Regions from separate parts of the Homo sapiens genome. Here region 2 is linked to region 1. The links are chromatin contacts, found by Hi-C or POLR2A ChIA-PET in ENCODE. All regions are on one chromosome and are shown on one strand. Each heading gives the region's core, a stretch centred on a gene start or an enhancer-like site at or near the end of the contact. The rest is flanking DNA. Distances are from core to core; before and after follow the strand shown.

Region 1 (7,930 bases), core at 2,009-4,508:
GGCTTTGGATACCTGGGCAGAGGACAGGAACAAACCAAGCTCAAAGCCAGCATCCAGTCAGCTGGCGCTTCATGACTAGAGTTTCACATACTCTGTGGCAGCGGCAGCCCCAGCCCCAGCCTCAGCACCAACTCCAGCCCACAACAGGAAGCACAGGAAAGGAGCTCAGCTTTCTAATACCCACCCCCATCCCACCAAGTTACTTCTATATAGTCCTTGACCATACGGGGTCTTCTCTTTGCTGGCAGTATCCCCGACCCCAGAGTGAAAGTTGGGTGGGGAGGATACCGGGAAATCACTCTTGCTGGTGCAGTGTCTAGGGCCACAGCAATGCCACCTGGGGGTTATTTTTACACTCTGCAATGCTGGGAACAGGCTGTCTGCTCCCAGAATAGATGCATGCTCCATGCCTCCCACACGGAATGTGATACAGGATGCAATGGCAGGGTTGGGGGTGGGGGCTGCAGCAAGAAATGGGGAGTAGGGAGAGGTGTGTTCCCAGGAGGGGGGCATCTGAGATGAGGGCTGGGGCAGCTTGGTCCTCTCACCAGCCTGCTCTGCAGGGCTCTTGGCAGCTGGCAAAGGTTCTGGGGAAACATGAAATCTGGCACTACCTCCCATCCCCTAAGTCTCCCAATTCCTCACCTTCTTCTTCTCACTGGAGGAGGGTTCACTCCCCGAACAGCGCCCTGGTTCCACCCCACTGGCCCCCTTTGCCCGGGTAGAAGATTTTGCCAGGCTGCTCTCCACCAGCTCATCATCGAACTTCTTCCTCTTGATGAACCTGTAAAGGGTCCTGCCCAGTGAACACTCCTTACCCCACCCTGGTACCCATTCACACACCCCCAGCCCCCAAAAGAGAGCAGGTGCCCAGTAGGGTGCTATCTGCTCCAGCCTGCTTTCACTTTACGCCACAGCCTGGTTGTGGCCATGGAACTGCTACACTCCAGCCCTCTGAGATGACAGGGTATCACACCACAAAGACTTCACGTCAGAGACCTAAGATCTCCCTCCCCTGCCCTCAGTCCCACAGGGAAGGATTTAGCAGGGACAGGAAAAGCACAAGGCTCTGCCAATACTAAGGCCCCAGAGGGGCTCAGGCAGCCATTCCCAACAGATGGGGAGGCATGTGGCACTTAACGCCACAGACCTTCTACCCTTTCCCAGTTCCTGGCCCTCCGAACCCTTACTACCTGGAGGAGCTTCTCCGTTTAGGGATGGTGCCCAAGGCCTGGGAGGAGGCTCGCTTCTGCCCTGCCAGTGACTCCTCATCCTCTGAGCGGCTGGCAGTGCCTGATGCCATCAGGGATGAATCTAGCAGCCCCTGAGAATCTAGCAAGAGAGAAATGGTGGATTCGGGCCTCCTAAGATCCTAGAGCCTCTGCAAATGGGACCCCTCCCCAGCCCCCTTCCCCTGCCAGCCCTCTTGGCCCCTCCCCTGCCTCCTTGACACTTGAGGTTTTAAGGTAGAGTTCCTTGGCCATCCAGATCCCATCTGGGCTCAGACCTGGCCCAGACCTTCCACGCTGGGCAGTTCCCCCGGTGCCACGTGTCATGTCGTGCAGCACATGGTGCTCAGGTCAGACTGGTGATGCCGACACGCTGGGCTCTGGGCATAACTGCTCCCTCTGCCATCAAAATGCAGCCGTGCTAAAGAGCAGCAGCTCAACAGCAAGTCAGTCAACTGTGGCTCTGCCGACAGGTACATGGGTGGTGCTGGCCCAGGGGGAGGTGGCAAGGCCTAGCCAGGACCGAAAGACACACGTGCCAGGCACAGAGTGGAATCAGCAGATGCTTGGCGCCCGAGCATTTGGGGAGCTGTCCCGGCCTCATACTACCTTTGTCCATCCTCTTACAGTCCCAAAGCCACTGGTTCCAAACCACCGGGCTAGGAGGAACGGTCCCACAGGCTCATCCAAGGATTCTGACCAGGTGAGCTTAAAGGCTGAGAGGAGATTCTGCAAAGGAGAAATGAGGCTCCCTGAGGCTCAGATTTCCAACTGGCCAGCCTCACTTCCTTATACTGGCTCAGGTCCCCCAGGGTCCCATAAGCTAGGGAAGACATAAGGACAGGAAAGAGGCATAAGGCCCCACTCTGCCAATAATAGCCTTAGACATCAGTCTTGTGAAGGTCACTGGCACCTTTCAGAGTATGATAACAGCTATGGACTGCAGAAAAGGGTGCAAACACATACTATTTTAGAGGGTTCATAGACCCTTTAATTCTACTGGTATCTCCTAGGTTAAGCGCCTTGACTATAAACTAGCAAGAGACAAGGGATTCTTTGGCCCACATTTTTCTTTACTTCAGCTGTCCACTCAGCTCAGCAGCACCAGCCTTCCCCTCCCAGGCCAAAGCAGGAAAAAAGAAAGGGAGACAAAACTCCAACCAGTCCATCTCGTTTTTTTTTTGTTTTTCTTTTCCATTTGGGGTTTTTACTGAAGATTTAGTAAGTGGTATTTCCATGAGATACCATCTCGTGGAAACCAAAAACCACTGTTTGGGAACTGCGTGATTATCAACCACGCTGTGCCCCAACAACCCCTAGAGAACCCAGGTACTGGACTTTCTCGGGGCGCTCCTCTCGTGAGTCCCCACTTCTAACCAGGGTGGCTCTTAGCTCAGTGTTCTAGCCCTGTCCCCAGGTGAGCCTGTCGCTCTCCGCTCCATAGGCTACGACTAAGAATCTTGACATCTGAGGAGAGGGCGAAGGGGCCCGAGCTTGCCGGCAAACTGAGGTAGGGTCTGTGCCCCTTCCTTACCGGACCCTCCGCCCCTCGTTCTCCCAAGAGTGCACACCCAAGGTAGGGGATCGGTCCAGGTCTGTCTCAAGAACTCGGGGTAGGAGCATTGATGAAGTCACCTCTGCAACTCAAAGCAGAGCACCAAGTAGCCTTGGTTTGAGACCCACAGGCTGGTGGCTGGGGAGGTGGGGGTAAACTCGCAAGCCCATTCTCACCCCACGGTCTCCATGCCTTTGCGCATGCGTAACACTTCGAGCCAGATTCTAACCCGGTCCGGCCCACGCATGCGCAGCTTTTCGGGGCGCCACTGGGGCGGGGCCCCAAACTTGGGGGGTGGTCGTCCCCGGCGGCACTCTGCAAAACTCCATTTCATCCCCAACTCCTCTGAGAACCCTCAGAGGCGAACCGCGAGGTCTCACCATTCCTAGACTGCCAGATCCAACAATTTCTCCGCGGCGACGGTAGCAGCCGCAGGGCCAAAGCCGGCTTCCGTGAGGTACGTCTACTTCCGGTTAACGAACCAGGGGGCTGGCAATCTCTTCCGGTTCGTCTTGGCAACGTGTGTGAAGGGGGCGTGGCCATGGTACGGAAAGTGTAAATATTTTACCAATAGCGGAAAGTAAAGGCTTTCCTAGTTGGGACAGCATATAGGGAAACGTTAAGGATTATAGGCACCGGAGAGGTAACCCGGCTTGAGGGGTTGGTTAAAGGGAAAGGCGAGACTTAGGGCGAGACCGAGCGGGGCTAATTGAGGCGACCCGGGGAGGGGCGGGACCGCGGACTGGATTTCGACTTCCAAATTCCCACGAGGTATAGGAGTCTGAGGGTTGCACAGGACCTTATGCATTGTTTGACTCCTCCAGAGCCTTTAGAGAAACTTCTATCAGGCCCGCCTGCTAGGCACTAGTCGGGGAGATAATGTAGCCAGGGAGATGTGGCGGACAGAAAGGGCAGAGAGGCTCTCTGAGGAGCGGATGGAGGATCGTGGGCCGCTTTACTGAGAAGGAAGAGACCCTGCGAGAAGGAGTAGTGTCGACTTGGTCCCGTCAGCCGGACCCCACCTGGACGGCTGGGGCCACTTGTGGTCGCCGGGAGGTAAGAGAGAAAACCAATGGAAGCACCTTCAGAGGAGAGTGCCTTGGAAGGAATCTTGGGGTGGGAGAACGAACCTGTCGGAAAAATTGGGAATTTGGGGCTGTGAGAGATGTTCCGGAAAACTAGAAAGACTGTTGTCTAAAAGAGGAATTCTGTTTTATGCTTCCTTTGCGAGGTACTAAAGTCTAGCAGCTATAGAGAGACATACTTCAGCTCAGAATAAGAAAGATTCAGTTCCAAAGCTGTCCATCAGAGGTGTCAAGAACACATAACATGGACATTGCTAGGGAATTCAAGTGTCAAATGAGAGACTGGCCCTTTTGGCCCTGACGGTATACTATGGCCCTCTGCTTCGAGAGTACCAACCTCATTTACTGTTCTGTGGACTTGTTTAATGAGTATGTACTTATTTTAACTCCCATGAAAGAGTGTGTGTTTTATTTTTTAACAGGCACTTGATTAAATATATTATGTAAACTTGTGAAAATATCAGAAAACCAATGAAATTTTTTTTTTTTGAGACAGAGTCCCGCTCCATAGCCCAGGCTGGAGTGCAGTGGCACAATCTCGGCTCACTGCAACCTCCGGCCCCCGGGTCTCGGTTCAGGCAATTCTCCTGCCTCAGCCTCCCGAGTAGCTAGGATTACAGGCACGTGCCACCATGCCCAGCTAAGTTTTTTTTTTTTTTTTTTTGTAGAGACAGGTTTTCACCATGTTGGCCAGGCTGGTCTTGAACTCCTGATCTCATGATCAGGCTGCCTCGGCCTCCCAAAGTGCTGGGATTACAGGCATGAGCCACAGCACCCGGCCTGAAATAATTTTTATAAAAAGTGATTACACAGAACATTAATAATATTAATGTTATTAAATATATATGAATTCATGATAACTATTAAAAACATACAAAGGAAAAGACAGTTGAAGGAAATGCACCAGAATGTTAACACATGTCCAAGTGGTAGTAGTAGTAATTCTTCTCTCTAATTATTTTCCAGTTTTTTAATACATGGTTTTTAAATTTTGTTTTATTTTTTTTGAGACAGAGCCTTCCTCTGTCACCCAGGCTGGAGTGCAGTGGAGCGATCTCGGCTCCTGCAACCTACACCTCCCGGGTTCAAGCGATTCTCATGCCTCAGCCTCCTGAGTAGCTGGGATTGCAGGTGTGCGCCACCATGCCTGGATAATTTTTGTGTTTTTAGTAGAGATGGGGTTTCACTATGTTGACCAGGATGGTCTCAAACTCCTGACCTCAAATGATTCACGCACCTCAGCCTCCCAAAGTGCTGGGATTACAGGTGTGAGCCACTGCGCCCGGCCATATTTTACAATGAAAAAAAAAATAGGTTCTACACAACTTCTTTTTATTGATTGATTGATTTTGAGGCAGAGTCTCGCTCTGTCACCCAGGCTGGAGTACAGTGGCACAATCTCGGCTCACTGCAACCTCCACCTCCTGGGTTCAAGTGATTGTCCTGCCTCAGCCTCACAAGTAGCTGAAATTACAGGTGCCTGCCACCTGCCTGGCTTATTTTTGTATTTTTAGTAGAGACGGGGTTTCGCCATGTTGGCCAGGCTCGTCTCGAACTCCTGGCCTCAAATAATCCACCCGCCTCAGCCTCCCAAAGTGCTGGATTACAGGCGTAAGCCACTGCACTGAGCCACAACTTCCTGAGTGAAAGAGGAGAAAGGAAAACTCTTGGCTTCCAGCTGCCTGAGGTAATTCCTTCCCCCAAGGTGTCACGAGGGAAAGGTGGTGGTCACCATCATCTCCTGTTTGGTACCTGGAAACTCAAACTTCCCCTCTGGTCCTCAATCCTCCCTACTATTGGATAAAAAGAAACCTAGGCACCCTTGTGGTATGGATGCAGGGATTTCTAAAGGGCAGCTTCCTGCTCAAGATTGTGTTTTCTGTTTACACAGCGTGGTGGACTATACTAGCTATAGTTAGTATATATAGTATAGTATCTATACTAGATGAAAGTTCTCAGGATGGTCTTCTATGAAGAGGTGATGACTGAGCTGAGATTTGATGTCGATAGGCAACCAGTCATACAATAAGGTGGGGTACACCGACCCCATCAGAGGGGATAGCTCTGGCTCCAAAGCAGGAAGGAGTTTGGTGAGTTTGAGGAACAGGAAGGACCCCGGTGTGGCTGGAGCAGGGCGATCAATAAAAAGAGGGAAAGAGTTGAGAACAGAGGAGTCATCAGAGGGCAGCCCATGCCAGCCCGTGTAGTTCTCAGTATGGATTTTGGCCTTTATTCTTGGTTCATTGCAAAGCTCTTAAAGGATCACAAGCAAGGGCATCCTGTGATATGATCTAAGTTTGAAAATGATCCCTCTGGCTGCTTGTGAAGACTAGATTGCAGGGGGCAAAAGAGGAAGCAGAAAGATCAGGTAAAAGGGTATTGCAGTGATCTAGGTGAGAGGTAAACCCAGGTGGTTTAGCTGGCATGTGGGGGTGGTGAAGATGGACAGGAACTGTGACTGTGGCACATTTTGGAAATAGAACCCCAAGGAGTTGCTGATGGATTGGATATGGGATATGAGGGAAAAGGAAGAATCAAGGATGAGACTGAGATTTTTGGCCTAAGAACCTGGGTGGATGGTAGAACCCCCTGCTTCAGAATATATCCAGAATGTGACCCTATCTTACCAGTTTTCCACGGTCTCCTGGTCCAACTCCCCATTATCCATTATCTGTTACCTGGACTATAGCAAGAGTTCCCTAACTGGTCTCCCAGCTTTCATCCTTACTGCCCTTCTTTAGTTTATTCACAGCAGCTGGGGTATTCCTATTACATTGGCAATCTACTCACATCCTGCTTCTGTTCAAAGTCCTCCATCTTCCTCAGGATAAAAGCTCATGGCCCACCCCCTGTTGCTTCTCTGACTTCACCTCCTGCTCTTCTCACTTGCTCTTTCAAAAATTTCAGTCCTCATCCCCTGCTCACTGTACCTCTTCTTGGCTTTCTCCTTAGCCCTTATTATCTTCTAATTTACTTATTTTTTTCTGTTTACTATAGGTTTTCCAGTAGTAGAATGTAAGCTTTAGGAAGGCAGGGTTTTTGTCTATTTTGTTCACTGCTATAGTAGGTGCTTAATAAATATTTATTGAATAAGTATCTTATGTAAATTGACTGCAGAGAAGTCTGTGGGAGGAGCAGGTTTGTACAGGGGCAGAAAAAAAGTTCTGTTTTAGACATGTTAAGTTTGAGGTGCCTGTAAGGCATCTTGGTGGTGCTGTAGAATAGAGAGGTGGGCACGTTAGTTGGGTCAGGGAAGAGGCCTGGACTGGAGATATCCACTGGGGAGTCATCATCAGGAAGATCTGGATGTGGATGCTTAAGGAGAGAGTGTGGATAAGAGAATGAGGAGGGCTCAAGACCATTGCATGGGACATGCCAACATTTAGGGCAAGGCAGAGGAAGAGGGGCAAGAAAATAAACCAAAAGAAGAATGTGGATAAAAAGAAAAGCTAGCAATGGCACCCATTATCCAGCTTCCAGTTAACTCTTCCTGGCTCTAGAACAGTGGTCCCCAAGCATTTTGGCACCAGGGACTGGTTTTGTGGAATACAATTTTTCCACAGACAGGGGGTTGGGGAACATGGTTTCAGGATGAAACTGTTCCACCTCAGATCATCAGGCATTAGATTCTCATAAGGATGGTGCAACCTAGATCACTCGCATGTGCAGTTCACAATAGGTTTCTCCCTCCTATGAGAATCTAATGCCACCGCTGATCTGACAGGAGGCGGAGTGCAGAGCTCAGGTGGTAATGCTCACTCGCCTGCTGCTAACCTCTTGCTGTGCAGCCCAGTTCCCAACAGGCCACAGCCCAGTACATGTTGGGGACCCCTGCTCTAGAGTAGTCTTTCATAGTCAGGCACTCTTTCCCTGGGGCTGATGTGGTTTACAATGGAGGCCACATTCATGGTTCCTCCTGGAACTTTGCTCAGGGCCCCAGGCTCCATCTTCTGGGGGATTAGAACACAGTGGTTAAGAACATAGGCTCTGACCAGACCTGGGAGCTCACGCCTATAATCCCAGCATGGTGGGAGGCCGAGGCGGGCAGATCACTTGACCTT
Region 2 (7,930 bases), core at 1,900-4,399, 1.5 Mb after region 1:
CTAGGAGTTCAAGACCAGCCTGGGCAATATAGTGAGAACTCAACTCTACAAAAAAATTAAAAATTAGCTGAGCATGGTGGCGCAAGCCTGTAGTCCCAGCAACTCAGGAGGCTCTAGTGGGAGGATCGCTTAAGCCTGGAATGTGGAGGTTGCAGTGAACCAAGACTGAACCACTGCACTCCAGCCTGGGCAAGAGAGCGAGACCCTGTCTCAAAAATATAAAAATAAAGAATAAATGGCAGCAAGTAAGTGAGACATGGTCTGCATCTTCTAATTCATTATATTCCGCTCATTCAAATGCCCCTACCTTTTTTCCCAGAATGTTTTACTCAAACTACAGAGCCTCAGAGAGATGATAATAATGACAATATTAGGGCAGCAGACTTCCCTTTCTGCCTCAAACACACTCAGTTCTTTAAAGGTGTCATTCCCATGCCTCTCAGGGAAAAACAGATTACAAAGACATTGTCCTTCACTCTTACCAGGCCAACTTCCAACTTTAAATCCTAAAGAAGTATTAAACTGGTTGGGCACGGTGGCTGGCACCCAGGGGCTCAAGACAACCTGGGCAACCTAGTAAGACTCCATCTCCACAAAAAAATTTTTAAAAATTAGGGGTGGTGGCATGCACTTGTACTCCCAGCTACTAGGGAGGCTGTGGCAGGAGAATCACTTGAGCCTGGGAGGTCAACCCTGCAGTGAGCTGTGATCATGCCACTGCACTCCAACCTGGGTTACAGAGCCAGACCTTGTCTTGTGGGGGGTGGGAGGGGAAGTCTTGAACTCTCTTATTCCAAAACTAAACAACTAAACTTATACCAACTGCACTTCAACTAAATTTGGCCAGCATGCAGCTGAAGTAAGCAATGTTTTTTTTCATAAACTTAAAGTTTCTCATTTTCTGACTAGTTCCTAATAATGCTATGTGTATAAATAGCCGCTTCTTTGAAGGGAAGAATTAGAAGACAAAGCAGTCTTCCACTGGTGTATCCCAGATAGCACCACGAGAATATGAGAAGGCTTTTTAAGGCCATAGGAAGGGCAGATATCTGTCAGCAGACATTTGTACGTATGTGCATGGTGAGGAGGCAGAGAATAAAGATGTCTTTGATTCAACAACACTCACCCAAATTCTTAGCAATGAAAGTCAAACAAGAAAGATCTGGCAGGGCGCGGTGGCTCACACCACCCCAGCACTTCGGAAGGCCGATACAGGTGGATCACTTGAGGTCAGGAGTTCCAGACCAGCCTGGCCAACATGGTGAAACCCCGTCACTACTAAAAATACAAAAAAAATTCGCCAGGCATCAAGAGGCTGAGGCAGGAGAATCGCTTGAACCCGGGAGGCAGAGGTTGCAGTGAGCCGAGATCGCGCTATTACATTCCAGCCTGGGCAACAAGAGCGAAACTCCGTATCAAAAAACGAAAGAAAGAAAGAAAAAGATCCTACTTTGTAGATATAATTCTCTAACCTTCACTGAGTCATAACTGAACCAAAGCTGCCTACTAGCTTTGTAGAGTAATCCAAGGGACCACTGCTGATTTCCTAACATTAGAGTAAGATTAGATTCATAAGAAGCTTCCCCATTCCTTAACAAGAAGTGCTGCCAGGCTACCCAGAAATTCCCCTCCCGAGTCCCACTGCCATTCCGGAAACATGAGAAACCAAGTATGCTGCAATCATGGCCTTTTTAGTACTGGCTCCAAAATAAACTGAGTAGGCCAAGCAAGACTGTCAATGAAATACTGTCCAATGAAAAAATAAACAGCCGAAGGTTTCAGGTTTCATTTACCCAACACAGGTATCACAATAAATGACCTAGTATAATGATAGTTTCCAACCGTATTTAATAAAACAAACACGCAGCAGAAATCCTCTAGTCACATATAACTACACTATACCCTCAGATCAAAGTTAATGATGTCAATGGAAAGTATAGGCCGGCGGGTTCACTGGTGATAAGTCATGAGACTCTGAGCAAAGAATAAGTAATAAGGTTAGAATTCTTTAGAAGTGTTAAGGGGAAAGAAGGTAACAACAACAAAAACTCCTCCACATCAAGAGTTCTAAGTACTTTGTTGTTTATTAACTAATTTCATACCAACAACCCTGTAAGACTGATATTATCAATCCCCATTTTAAGTACGTGGAACAAAAGAAGAAAGAGGCAAACAACATGCTCAAAGATTTACAAAGCCAAGAAATCATGCGAACTGGTGGGGCTTCGGGTTCCAGAAGTCAGTGTAAACATAGCTTCTCCATTTTTCACCAACAGTCACTAAAATTGAGGCCAGCAAGTTTTTAGAAGCCTATCTCCCCTTGCAAACTCTCCTTCCATATAATTTTTGCTTTTGCAAGAGATGTCACATTTAAGCGGTAGCTTTAAAAGTGGGGACACATGAAACGCACAGCTGGGAGAGCCATCCAGCCCACTTACATATGTGCAATATCCCCCTGTAGAAAAACCCTGCTCATTGGAGCCTGGAATCCAGAGGGTCCCTGAGAGCTACACAAACAGCCTTAAAACCAATCTACCCACAATTACTGAGCCGCGTATGCAGGCTATTCACACAGAAGGCGCTCCCTGAAGTCGGTTAGGTTATAATGAGTCTTTTGTTGAAGCGGGGCGGCGGGAGGCCCCGGAGAGCAGCCCGGCCCCCTGCGGCGCCGACGAAGAGGCCACGAAAGACCTTGCCCTGTGCCCGTCGGCCTCTTTCGAGGCGTCGAAGCAGGTCAGCGCACCCCGACACAGGCCGGGCGCGCCATCCGGTGCAGCTGGGAGCTGGGCCATGTGTCCTAGGCCGCGGCGGGGAAGGGGCGAGACCCCCGCGACCTCCGGCGTTCCCTCCCTGCCCCCATCTTTGGGTCTTTCTCTGAATGGCGCGACTCCATCAGTCCTGGACTCTGGGCCTGAGGCCCTCCCTGGCCACACCTCCCCTCACAGCCCCGCACGGCGAGCCGGTGTCGCATCCTAGCCCCGGAGCCTGACCCCCGACACAGGCCCTCGAGCCGCCCCGCGCCCCTCCCTGCCAGCGAGCGGAATGCCGTGACCCCTGACCTTGCCTTCCCCTCACCTTACCAGCTCCGCAACCACCTGACACGCCGCCCCCGCGCCCAGGGCTCCATATTCCGGGAGCCAGCGCCACGCTGGCTAACGCCCTCCCCTCCCCGCGATTGGTCGACAGGACGGCAGCCGCACATCCCTATTGGCTGGAGTCCCTGCAGCGGCCGGGATGCGTGGCCCGCAGACCAGGGACCTAGGCTCCGCCCACGCGGAGTCTGGATGCGGCGGCCCCTGGGGCACGCGGCGGCCCCTGGGGCACCCGGCGGGAGCTGCATGCTGCCTAGTTGCTGCTTGCGTTGGCCAGACCCACACAGCCCCTGGACTGGGGAGCTCCAGTCCGCTAGCAGTCTGGGGACAGATAAGATTCCTGCCCTAGTTCGCCGTGGCGCCACGTTAGGTACTGACAATCAAGCTACGAGGTATAGCTCTATCCTGTAAAGGGTAGCCAGGCCAGGCGCGGAGGCTCACACTTGTAATGCCCAGCACTTTGGGAGACCGAGGCGGGAGGATCACTTGAGTCCAGGAGTTCGATACCAGCCTGGGCAACATAGTGAGACCCGGTCTCTACAAAAAATTTTAAAATTAGCCAAGCAAAGGCCGGGCGCGGTGGCTCACGCCTGTACTCCCAGCACTTTGGAGGGCCCAGGCGGGCGAATCACCTGAGATCGGGAGTTTGAGACCAGCCTGACCAACATGGAGAAACCCCGTCTTTACTAAAAATACAAAATTAGCCGGGCGTGGTGGCGCATGCCTGTAATCCCAGCTACTCGGGAGGCTGAGGCAAGAGAATCGCTTGAACCCGGGAGGCGGAGGTGCAGTGAGCCGAGATCGCGCCATTGCACTCCAGCCTTGGAAACAAGAGCGAAAACTCCGTCTAAAAAAAAAAAAAAATTAGCCAGGCATCACGGCGCCCGCCTGTGGTCCCAGCTACTCGGGGGCTGAGGTGGGAGAATCACTTGGGCCTGGGAGGTGGAGGCTGCGGTGAGACAAGATCGTGCCACTGCACTCCAGCCTGGGTGGCAGAGCAAAACCCTGTCTCAAAAAAAAAGGATAGCCACCTGGAAGGAACATTTCCTCGCGCCCCCAGAGCCACATCATAGTATCTGCTGCCCCACCAAGAGCACCCCACACCTGGGAGGAACCGAGAAACATCAGCTAGTGCAGCCAGTTTGACCGCCTTAGGTGTCCTCCCAAGCCTCCGTAGTGAATTGTTTTCCTCCTCGCCCAGCTGACTCGATTCTCCCCAGACTTCATCCTACCTACCCAAAAGCAATCCCACTCTATCGCCAGTTTCAGCCTCACACCGTATCTTTTGCTCTGAAGATGAGACTGCCAAACTGGTGAAGAGGGAATAAATGGCCTAACAAATTACCGTAATTTTCTGCAATGTCGTTTACAGCCACCAAAAACATTAGATCCTCCCGCCACCCTCACTCCCCGACCCCTCGCACTGCTTACAGCATTAAAGGTAATTGAGCTTCTTTATTCACGTAAAAACAGCTAGGAGAAAATTTCATTAGTAAGAGAGACCAAGAAATGAGGAAAGGAGCGTGAACTGCAAAGAGAAAAATCCAAATAAAGTGCGAAGTAAAAACAAACTCGGGGACCAAAAAAAAGTGGGGGGGGGGGGCTTGGCTTCCTGGAGCAGGTTGGTTTTCATACAGAATTTCTCCTGGAGAAAAAAGAAAATGCACAAATTAGTTCTGAGATTCTCGCTACAGTACATCTGTGGAGTTTCAGAAAGGTTTGATGAAGTTCCTCCAGATCGGAACCTTTCCTTTGGCAACTTCTATTATAACTAGAAAATAAAATTGCTAGAGCTGTACTTGTCACCCTTTCAGGTCTGCTCAGCTGGGCAGCTTCCCTGGGCTACTTACTTAGTTCACAGTGTGGAGCTGCCTCCGTCTTCAGCTGCTTCTTCCTCATGGTGCAGAACTAGTTTGACTTTCCCAATGCCAGCTCCTGCCTCTATATATGAAGACAAGTGCGCCTCCCTCAGTTAGATAAAGGGCACTTTTGGGTGCTCTAAGCAACACAGCTTTCTAAAGACGAGCAAGGAATTTCAAGAGGCAAACCACGCCCTCCAAAGCCTAATCAGATTTCATCTTTGACCTGTCGTGAAAAGAGAAGCATTATATATCTGCCACTCCTAGATATTAATTAACAATTTATTGAGTTCAAAAATTTTATTCTAAGATTTCATCTCTGTACCATTTGGCAGGAGCAAGAGTAGGTGGCAAGCCTGTGAGTGCCAGTGGTTGAAAGGGGTGGAGTAAGAAATTGCTTCCCTTCTCTGCTCCTCTTGGAGTGCAGCTGGTTCAGGCTCCACAGGTGCACTAGGACTCTGCTCCTCTGAGACGTGAGGTGAAACCATTAACCCCAAGCCTGACAGTGCACTTGTATTTTCCATATAGGTACGTGCAGCACTGAGGCAATTATGAGGAGTCTCAGAACGTGGGTGGAAATGCTGCCTGCTCTATTATCCCTCGGGATCTAAAGGACCCTCTGGCTTCAGCCTGGTCAATCAGTGATCCACGAGCAGACATCAGAGCCACGCAAACTCCGGACTTGGTGCCTGATGGAAAAGAAAAAGAAAGGAAAAAAACCCAGAGACTACAAGACAGAAGTCCAGGGCAAGCCTAGAATTTCTCAATCTGGGAGGAGGGGAGCTGAAAGAATGGGGAAATTTTGCCTCAGGGAAATAACTTAGACGACAAAGCTGCATAGGAGAAGCATTGGGGTGGCGTAAAATACAGGAGAGAAGAAAACAGTTTCTTGCAGGTAGCAGGCAGTTTTCTAGAAGTTTTCAAGAAAATCTGCTTAGTACCATAAAAACATAATAGCTTAGAATGGAAAAGAAAGAAAAGCAGTAATCGATTCAAATAAGTCAATGCAGGCTTCCAGCAAGTGGTTCTGGTTCCTACCTAGAACAACCATTGAGTCAGGAGAAAGAATTATGGATCTCCTGCCCAGGGATCCAGATGAAAGGTCTCTTTGCTTCAGGGCTCTCTTAATCACGAAAGTCAAATAACTACAACTTGACCTGTCTCCTGTCCTTGTTCTACATCAGGTAACTTCCCCAAGGCAAAGCTGTCTCTGCAGATTGGACTGGGGGCCAATTTGTTCCACTTGAAGGGAAAATAGAAGCACCTGTAAAATCACCCACGAACTAAAGTCTTGGCAGGAAAAAGCCTATTTGAGTTTAGGAATTCTTACCCTGGGCAACATAAGGAGACCCCCTCTCTACAAAAAATTTTAAAATTACCTGAGTGTAGTGGAACGTGCCTGTGGAACATCCCAGCTTCTTGGGAGGCTGAGGTGGGAGGATCATTTGAGGCTAGGAGGTCAAGGCTGCAGTGCGTCGTGATCACACCAGAGCACTCCAGCCTCTGCGACAGAGCAAGACCCTGTCTCAAAAAAGTGGGAGTGTAGAAGGGACAAAGAAATCTGTAACTGTTATGAGTGTCAGGTTTAGACTACGCCAAAGGTCATGTTGAGGTCCGGAGGTAGTGGGTGGATGAGCAGAAAGAACACTTGGGGAGCTGTAGACAGGTGAAAGATGATTTTATTCAGCAGCAGCTCTCATCAACAGCTTTCTCACACTGTCTGCCCTGTCTCGACTGCTTAGTCTGGCTCCCACATACAGTTGTGTGCCCCCTGCCTTCAGGGTCAGCAGCTTAACTCTCTGAGCATGAGCAAGCTGAGCTGTGTCCTGGCTCCCCTCCGTCCATCTGCAAAAAACACACTCCATTTTTGCCTTCTTGGTCCCCAATTTATACTTAAGAGTAACTGACAACCTTAATTGAATTTTTATTGTGTACCAAACGCTATATTTAACACTTCACAAGCATTAATCCTTGTAGTAGGCTGGCACAAAAATTCACGCCTGCAATCCCAGCACTTTGGGAGGCCGAGGCAGGCAGATCACTTGAGGCCAGGAGTTTGAAAACAGCCTGGGCAACATAGCGAGACCATGACTCTACCAAAAAAACAATCCTCATAATAAACTAATGGGGCAGGAAGTATTATTTATTATTATTCTCATTTTGCAAATTAGGAATCTGAGACTTGGAGTATAATTTGCCTAAGGACACAGCTAGTTAGTGGCAAAGCCAGGCTTTGAACACAAATCTGTTAGACCCACGAGCCAAGACTCAACCACCACACCATATTGGGACCTCCATCTTGTACACCTTAAACAATTCCCTTCCATTAAAAAATTGAGACAAGAATAACATAGGGTAGTCACAGAAGAACAGAAAACTCCAGGAGTTCAAGACTGCAGTGAACTGTGATCATGCAAATGCACTCCAACTTGGGCAACAGAGCAAGACCCTGTCTCTGAAAAAAAAAATTAAAAAAAAAAACAAAAAAAACCACTGTGGATTGCGGCCAGGCACAGTGGTTCACGCCTGTAATCCCAGCACTTTGGGAGGCCAAGGCGGGAAGATCCCTTGAGCTCAGGAGTTTGGGACCAGCCTGGCCAACATGGTGAAACCCTGTTTCTAATAAAAATACAAAAGTTAGCTGGGTGTGGTGGTAGGTGCCTGTAGTCCCAGCCACTTGGGAGGCTCAGGCAGGAGAATTGCTTGAACCCAGGAGGCAGAGGTTGCAGTGAGCTGAGATGGCACCACTTCATTCCAGCGAAAAAAAAAAAACTGTAGGTTGCAACCAGAATATTTTTTCTTTTCTTTTTTTTATTAAGAGAGCCCTGAAGCAAAGAGACCTTTCATCTGGGTCCCTGGGCAGGAGATCCATAATTCTTTCTCCTGACTCAATGGTTGTTCTAGGTAGTTGGACACAGCAAGAAAACAGGGTCTCCCTATATTGCCCAGGCTGGTTTCAAACTTCAGGACTCAAGGGAT

The links. Hi-C counts contacts between places; a loop is a spot of excess contacts on that map. ChIA-PET counts read pairs that join two places held with the same protein, here RNA polymerase II (POLR2A). Pooled maps may share reads with other maps.
Region 2: a loop to region 1 is called in a pooled map, with 5 times the contacts of the local background. The contact joins the promoter of SLC11A2 here to the promoter of MCRS1 in region 1. A Hi-C loop is called at or near these places in 1 of 50 pooled maps. POLR2A ChIA-PET finds 5 or more read pairs at or near these places in 2 of 52 experiments (AG04450 and IMR-90).

What each region holds. Positions count from the first base shown.
Region 1 is chr12:49,564,884-49,572,813 of GRCh38, forward strand. MCRS1 (microspherule protein 1) reads right to left here and starts at 3,259. Exons shown (of 15, transcript NM_006337.5): 1 at 3,165-3,259; 2 at 1,839-1,958; 3 at 1,194-1,332; 4 at 646-784; 5 at 1-12. The coding sequence starts at 1,848. RefSeq lists enhancers at 2,555-3,358, 3,709-3,758.
Region 2 is chr12:51,023,235-51,031,164 of GRCh38, forward strand. It overlaps SLC11A2 (solute carrier family 11 member 2), which reads right to left and starts at 3,150. Exons shown (of 16, transcript NM_000617.3): 1 at 3,076-3,150. RefSeq lists enhancers at 2,110-2,723, 2,724-3,335 and silencers at 2,741-2,800, 2,811-3,530.